Regions from separate parts of the Homo sapiens genome. Here region 1 is linked to region 2. The links are chromatin loops, found by intact Hi-C in ENCODE. Cell type or tissue: heart left ventricle. All regions are shown on one strand. Each heading gives the region's core, and the rest is flanking DNA. Links, peaks and the distances in the headings are about the cores only. Region 1 overlaps UBN1 (ubinuclein 1). Region 2 has its middle 7.7 kb from the start of PPL.

The links. Hi-C counts contacts between places; a loop is a spot of excess contacts. Peaks named below come from ENCODE experiments on the same cell type or tissue, not always from the same donor. Only the 100,000 strongest peaks of a DNase experiment are listed, where the experiment ranks them.
Region 1: it touches region 2 in a loop (2.4-fold over the local background); 61 of 110 quality-filtered maps call a loop at or near these places.

What each region holds. Positions count from the first base shown.
Region 1 is chr16:4,853,658-4,856,562 of GRCh38, reverse strand. All of the region lies in intron 2 of UBN1 (ubinuclein 1), which reads right to left. Among named protein-coding and RNA genes, the nearest start is that of UBN1, 7.6 kb to the right of the region's middle. In heart left ventricle, for the core only: no CTCF peak of the experiment used is centred there; no DNase peak of the experiment used is centred there.
Region 2 is chr16:4,943,417-4,946,321 of GRCh38, reverse strand. No RefSeq gene overlaps it. Among named protein-coding and RNA genes, the nearest start is that of PPL, 7.7 kb to the right of the region's middle. RefSeq lists enhancers at 1,911-2,424, 2,425-2,905. In heart left ventricle, for the core only: no CTCF peak of the experiment used is centred there; DNase peaks (open chromatin) are centred at 328 and 1,281; H3K27ac peaks cover 1,360 bases.

The DNA of each region.
Region 1 (2,905 bases), core at 292-2,791, 90 kb after region 2:
TTAAACAATGACCATATTGTAATTTCTGTTACCTGCGGTGGTACCATTCTCTCAAAACATCTATAGGATGTTTGTTTTGAGGCTGGTACAGTGTTTTCTCTAACTTTCTATAGTCCTCTGAGTCTAGCACAATGCCTTCATACTATTAAGGACTATACACTAAAAGAACTGCTGCACAAATGTGCCTGATTTTATTGTATTTTTAACACTGCAGAGTAGACCCACGACGATTTAGGAGTTCTGAACCCGAAGTCCAGGACTGAATCCTCTGAATTGGATCAAAATTCTCTGTGTATCCTCCATGCATTTTTCTGCAATGGTGAAGGGCATCTGTAGTCCCCAAAAAGGTGACATCAGAGCACTGGAGTTCTAATTTCAGTTGACCTGCTGATTTGGTTTGAACCCATGAATAAACACATTAACCAACTCCTGCTCCTGTCTCTTCCTCTAAAGGAAGAAGATACCATTTTCCTGAAACAGGAATTATAAAGGGATTTGAAATTACTTTCTGTCATTCTGCCCAGTGGTGCTCATGCAACAGGCTGACCCTTGGTACAGACTCACAGGCCTCCATTCTGGCAATCAGGCAATCAGATCTCAATCAAGGAAACACTTTTTCTTTTTTGGTTTGGTGTTTTTTGGTAGGGGGAGATGGAGTCGCCATCACCCAGGCTGGAGTACAGTGGCATGATCTCAGCTCACTGCAATCTCTGCCTCCTGGGTTCAAGCAATTATCCTGCCTCAGCCTACCGAGTAGCTGGGATTACATGCATGCACTACCACACCCGGCTAATTTTTGTATTTTTAGTAGAGATGGGTTTTTGCCATGTTGATCAGGCTGGTATCAAACTCCTGACATCAAGTGATCCGCCTGCCTCGGCCACCCAAAGTGTGGGGATTACAGGCATGAGTCACTGCGCCAGGCCTTCCAGCCTTTTTTTTTTTTTTTTTTTTTTGACACAGGGTCTTGCTTTCACCCAGTGCGGTGGTGTGATCACGGCTCACTGCAACCTTGACCTCCCAGGCTCAAGCAATCCTCCCACCTCAGCTTTCTGAGTAGCTGGAACTTCAGGCATGCACCATCATGCCCAGCTAATTTCTGTATTATTTTGCACAGATGGAGTTTCACTATGTTGCCCAGGCTAGTCTTGAACTCCTGTGGTCAAGTGATCCTCATGTCTCAGACTCCCAAAGTGCTGGGATTACAGGTGTGAGCCACTATGCCAGGCCAAGAAAACACATTTTTTTAATCTCAGGAAAAAAAGATTAATCCTTCTAACCAAAAATACCCTCCGAACAGCACACCTGTGAATAAGACCGACTGATCACTTGGCACTGAGGCATACTGCTAGAAAATTCACAACATGATTTCATTCTCGTTCCACACTCAGACAACTGTGAACCAATTACCAGCCTCATCCCCATTTCACTAAGAGACATGCTAGAGACCACAATGCTGCGAGTGTGGGGCCCACTTACCTTTTCCTCAGAGCCTAGCACAGTGCAAAGGCAGACACAGGTGCTTAAAAATGCTTTTCACGGGCCAGGCACGGTGGCTCACGCCTGTAATCCCAGCACTTTGGGAGGCAGAGACGGGCGGATCACGAGGTCAGGAGATCGAGACCATCCTGGCTAACACGGTGGAACCCTGTCTCTACTAAAAATACAAAAAATTAACCAGACGTGGTGGCGGGCGCCTGTAGTCCCAGCTACTCGAGAGGCTGAGACAGGAAAACGGCATGAACCGAGGAGGCGGAGCTTGCAGTGAGCCAAGATTGCACCACTGCATGCCAGCCTGGGCGACAGAGCGAGACTCTGTCTCAAAAAAAAAAACAGCTTTTCACCTAGGCGGTACTCAAATACCATACAATTCCATCTACATAAAATACAAAAACACGGCCAGGTGCGGTGACTCACGCCTATAATCCTAACACTTTGGGAGGCGGAGGTGGGTGGATCACTTGAGGTCAGGAGTTGGAGACCAGCATGGCCTACATGGTTAAAATGGTAAAACCCCATCTCTACTAAAAATACAAAAAAAAAAAAAAAAAATTAGCCAGGCGTGGTGGCTGGCACCCGTAATCCTAGCTACTCGGGAGGCTGAGGCAGGAGAAACATTTGAACCTGGGAGGCGGAAGTTGCAGTGAGCCAAGATTGCATCACCGCACTCCAGCCTGGGTGACAGAGTGAGACTTGGTCTCAAAAAACAACAACAACAACAAAAAAGAGAGGCCAGGTGCTGTGGCTCATGCCTGTAATCCCAGCACTTTGAGAGGCCAAGGTGGGTGGATCACAAGGTCAGGAGATCGAGACCACCCTGACTAACACATTGAAACGCTGTCTCTACTAAAAATACAAAAAATTTGCCGGGCGTGGTGGCGGACGCCTGCACTCCCAGCTACTCGGGAGGCTGAGGCAGGAGAATGGCGTGAACCCGGGAGGCAGAGGTTGCACTGAGACAAGATGGTGCCACTGCACTCCAGCCTGGGCGACAGAGTAAGACTCTGCCTCAAAAACAAAAAAACCCCACAAATCTAAGCAGATCTAAGCTGTTAGAAATCAGGGCAGTGGTTGCCCATAAGTATTGAGGTAGTCTTCTGGCAGGGCAGAAGGAGGGTTTCTGGGGTCCTGATAAATATATTTTGTGACCTACGTGCAGGTTACATGGGGGTACTGAGTTCATGAAAATCCATCAAGTTGTGGCTAGGTGCAGTGGCTCATGTTTGTAATCCCAGCACTTTGGGAAGCCAAGGCAGGCAGATCACTTGAGGCCAGGAGTTTGAGACCAGCCTGGCCAACACAGTGAAACGCCATCTCTACTAAAAACACAGAAATTAGCTGGGTGTGGTGGCGTGCACCTGTAGTCAGTCCCAGGTACTCGGGAGGTTGAGGCAGGAGAATCACT
Region 2 (2,905 bases), core at 267-2,766:
CCATTTTGCAGATGGGGAAACTGAGGTTAAGAGAGGTGAAGACATTTGCCCAGGGTCACACAGTTAGGAAATAGATCAGTTGAGATTTGACACCTCAGCTCACTGGCTCTTCCCCATGGTACAGAGAAGTTAAGCCACCAGCCCACAGTCCCGCAGCTGGGTGCATGGCAGAGCCAGGGTTCAAACCCAGGTTGGCTTCAAACTAAACCCTAATTTGGCTTTGTGTTCGGCCCCTTGTGGCCTAGTCTGTCCATCACTGAGTCATCCTGGCTTGGGAGGAAACGGGGCCCTGACCTCCTGACCTGGGCTGTCCTCCATCACACCTGGCACCGGCCCCAAAAATGCAGCCCCACCAGTCTGGGCAGTGTGAGGTGAGGTGGGGCAGGGAGGAAGCAGGCTTGGGCGTTGGACAGAAGATGGGAGTTTTGGGGCTGGGTTGGGCAGCCTGTCCTGCCGGGATCCTGAGCCAGCAGAGCCTGTCCGGCCCCACCCAGCCCCTCTTTCTGCCCTGACAGTGTGACTTCCTCACTTGATGTACCCACCCCTGAGAGGCCTAGGGCCAGGCTTGACAAGTGGGATCCAAGATGTGTAGCAGGTTGTGTCAGAAAGTGCCCCGGGGGCTGGGCGCAGTGACTCACTCCTATAATCCCAGCACTTTGGGTGGCAGAGGCAGGAGGATCATTTGAGCCCAGGAGTTTGAGACCAGCCTGGACAACATAGCGAGACCCCAACTCTACAAAAAAGTTTTTTAAATTAGCCAGGCGTGGTGGCGCCCCTGTGGTCCTAGCAACTCAGGAGGCTGAGATGGGAGGATTGCTTGAGCCCAGGAGTCTGAGGCTACAGTGACTTGTGATCATGCCACTGCACTTCAGCCTTGGTGACAGAGCAAGACCCTGTCTCAAAGAGAAGAAGAAAAAGGAATGTGGCCCAGGGTTCAAGATGAAGTGTCTGAAATCCCAAAAACCTGGATCTGCAAGATGGGCTGATGGGCTTTTCATAGTCACGGTGGACCCCAGCCATGGGTGGGGCAGAGTCGAAGAACCCTTTGCTGAGCCCACGGCTAACCCCTCAGTGGCTGGGGAGGGGAAAAACCAGGGTGGCCAGGGGCTCAGAGCAACCGCTATTTAACTACCGGTTGGGAGCTATTTCAATATTTTGATAACACACAGGGCTGTACAGGTGCATTCAGGAGAGAGCCAGGAGGCGGTCATCGGAGCAGCGGCTCCCTGGGCCGGCAGGAGGGCGGGGCTGCCTGGCAGGCAGGGAGAAGTGGCATTCTGCCAGGGGGCCCGGGCGGGTAGGGGCCTGAGGCACATTCTCAGGGGATGACTCAGGGGCAGGCAGAGCATGACTCACCGTAGACCCTCTCCTGCTCCAGCTGCCAGGGCCTGGCCTCCCCTCTGGCCCCAGGAGAACTGTGGGGAGCTCACAGGGCCCCCAGCCCAGAGCTGAGCGTGAGTCAGCCCATGTGGGCTGGAGGGCCAGCACAATTTTCCACTCCTTGAATTGTCCTGTAAGAAAAGTAAACACATGTTACAAAACAGGGGTGAAGCTGGGCCAGCCCCCTCCTGTCCCCTCGGAGCAGGGACAGGAGCAGGGCCTTCATGCCAGGGGCTGTGCACACATCCCTGCCCACCGGCTCTTCCCAATTTTACAGATGGGGAAACTGAGGTCTAGAGAGGTTAAGAGAGCCACCTGCCCAAGGTCACACGGCTAAGGTGTGAGGTGGAGCCAAGTTTCAAACCCAGGTTTCAGGCTGAAACCTGTAAGTGTATCCCGGCTGTGGGCAGACCAGGGCTGGAGTTACTGCAACATCTGTTTCTGTTCACAGCCGTGTTTCTCAGGGTGGCCCCAAACTCACCTGCCTCAGCATCCCACGGAGTAGGTGTTTGTTAAAATGCAGATTCCTGGCTGGGTGCGGTGGCTCACGCCTATAATCCCAGCACTTTGGGAGGCTGAGGCTGGTGGATCATTTGAGGTCAGGAGTTTGATACCAGCCTGGCCAACAGGGTGAAACCCCATCTCTACTAAAAATACAAAAATTAGCCAGGTGTGGTGGTGCATGCCTGTAATCCCAGCTACTCAGGAGGCTGAGGCAGGGGAACTGCTTGAGCTTGGGAGGCGGATGTTGCAGTGAGCCGAGATTGTACCACTGCACTCCAGTTTAGGCAAGAGAGTCAGACCCTGTCTCAAAAAAAATGCAGATTCCTTGGTGGCTCATGCCTGTAATCCCAGCACTTTGGGAGGCTGAGGCAAGAGATTGACTTGAGCCCAGGCATTCAAGACCAGCCTGGGTAACACAGCGAGACCTCATCTCTATAATTAATAAATAAATAAATGCAGATTTCTCGGCCCTGCCAAGACTCACCCAACCGTAATCTCTTCCAGGGAGGGACCCTGGAATCTGCATTTGTAAATGCACCCCAAGTTGGGGTGCATACAGCCACAGATGGGAGAATGGCTGTCTCGGAGAGGGCTCGGGATATATCCCACATGTCCCTCTGTCCCGGGCTGGGCGAATGCTGCCCCTCTTGTTTCAAACTGGTTCACAGGCGAATACCCCAAACACCTCTCCAGCTGCTAGGGCAACAGTGATGGCAAACAAGGAGGGCGGGCGTGAGGAACCCTTCCGAAGTTGGTGGCCTCCCATGAGCTGGCTGCCTGGTCTGGCTGCAGGAACACAGGTTTCAGGGTCGCTGAGGGTGGCCTGGTTGCCAGGGAACAAATGGCCCTGAAGGTGCGAGCAAACTCGAGGAAAGCAAGCACCCTCCCCCACCCCGGCAGGCTGGCCCTCCACCCACGGCAACAGAGGGGATGAGTCACTTGGCAGGAGAGGGCTTCGCGGATCCAAACAAATCCCATCTGCCCAGAGGAGGATGCATGGGGTGAGAACGGATCTCCCACC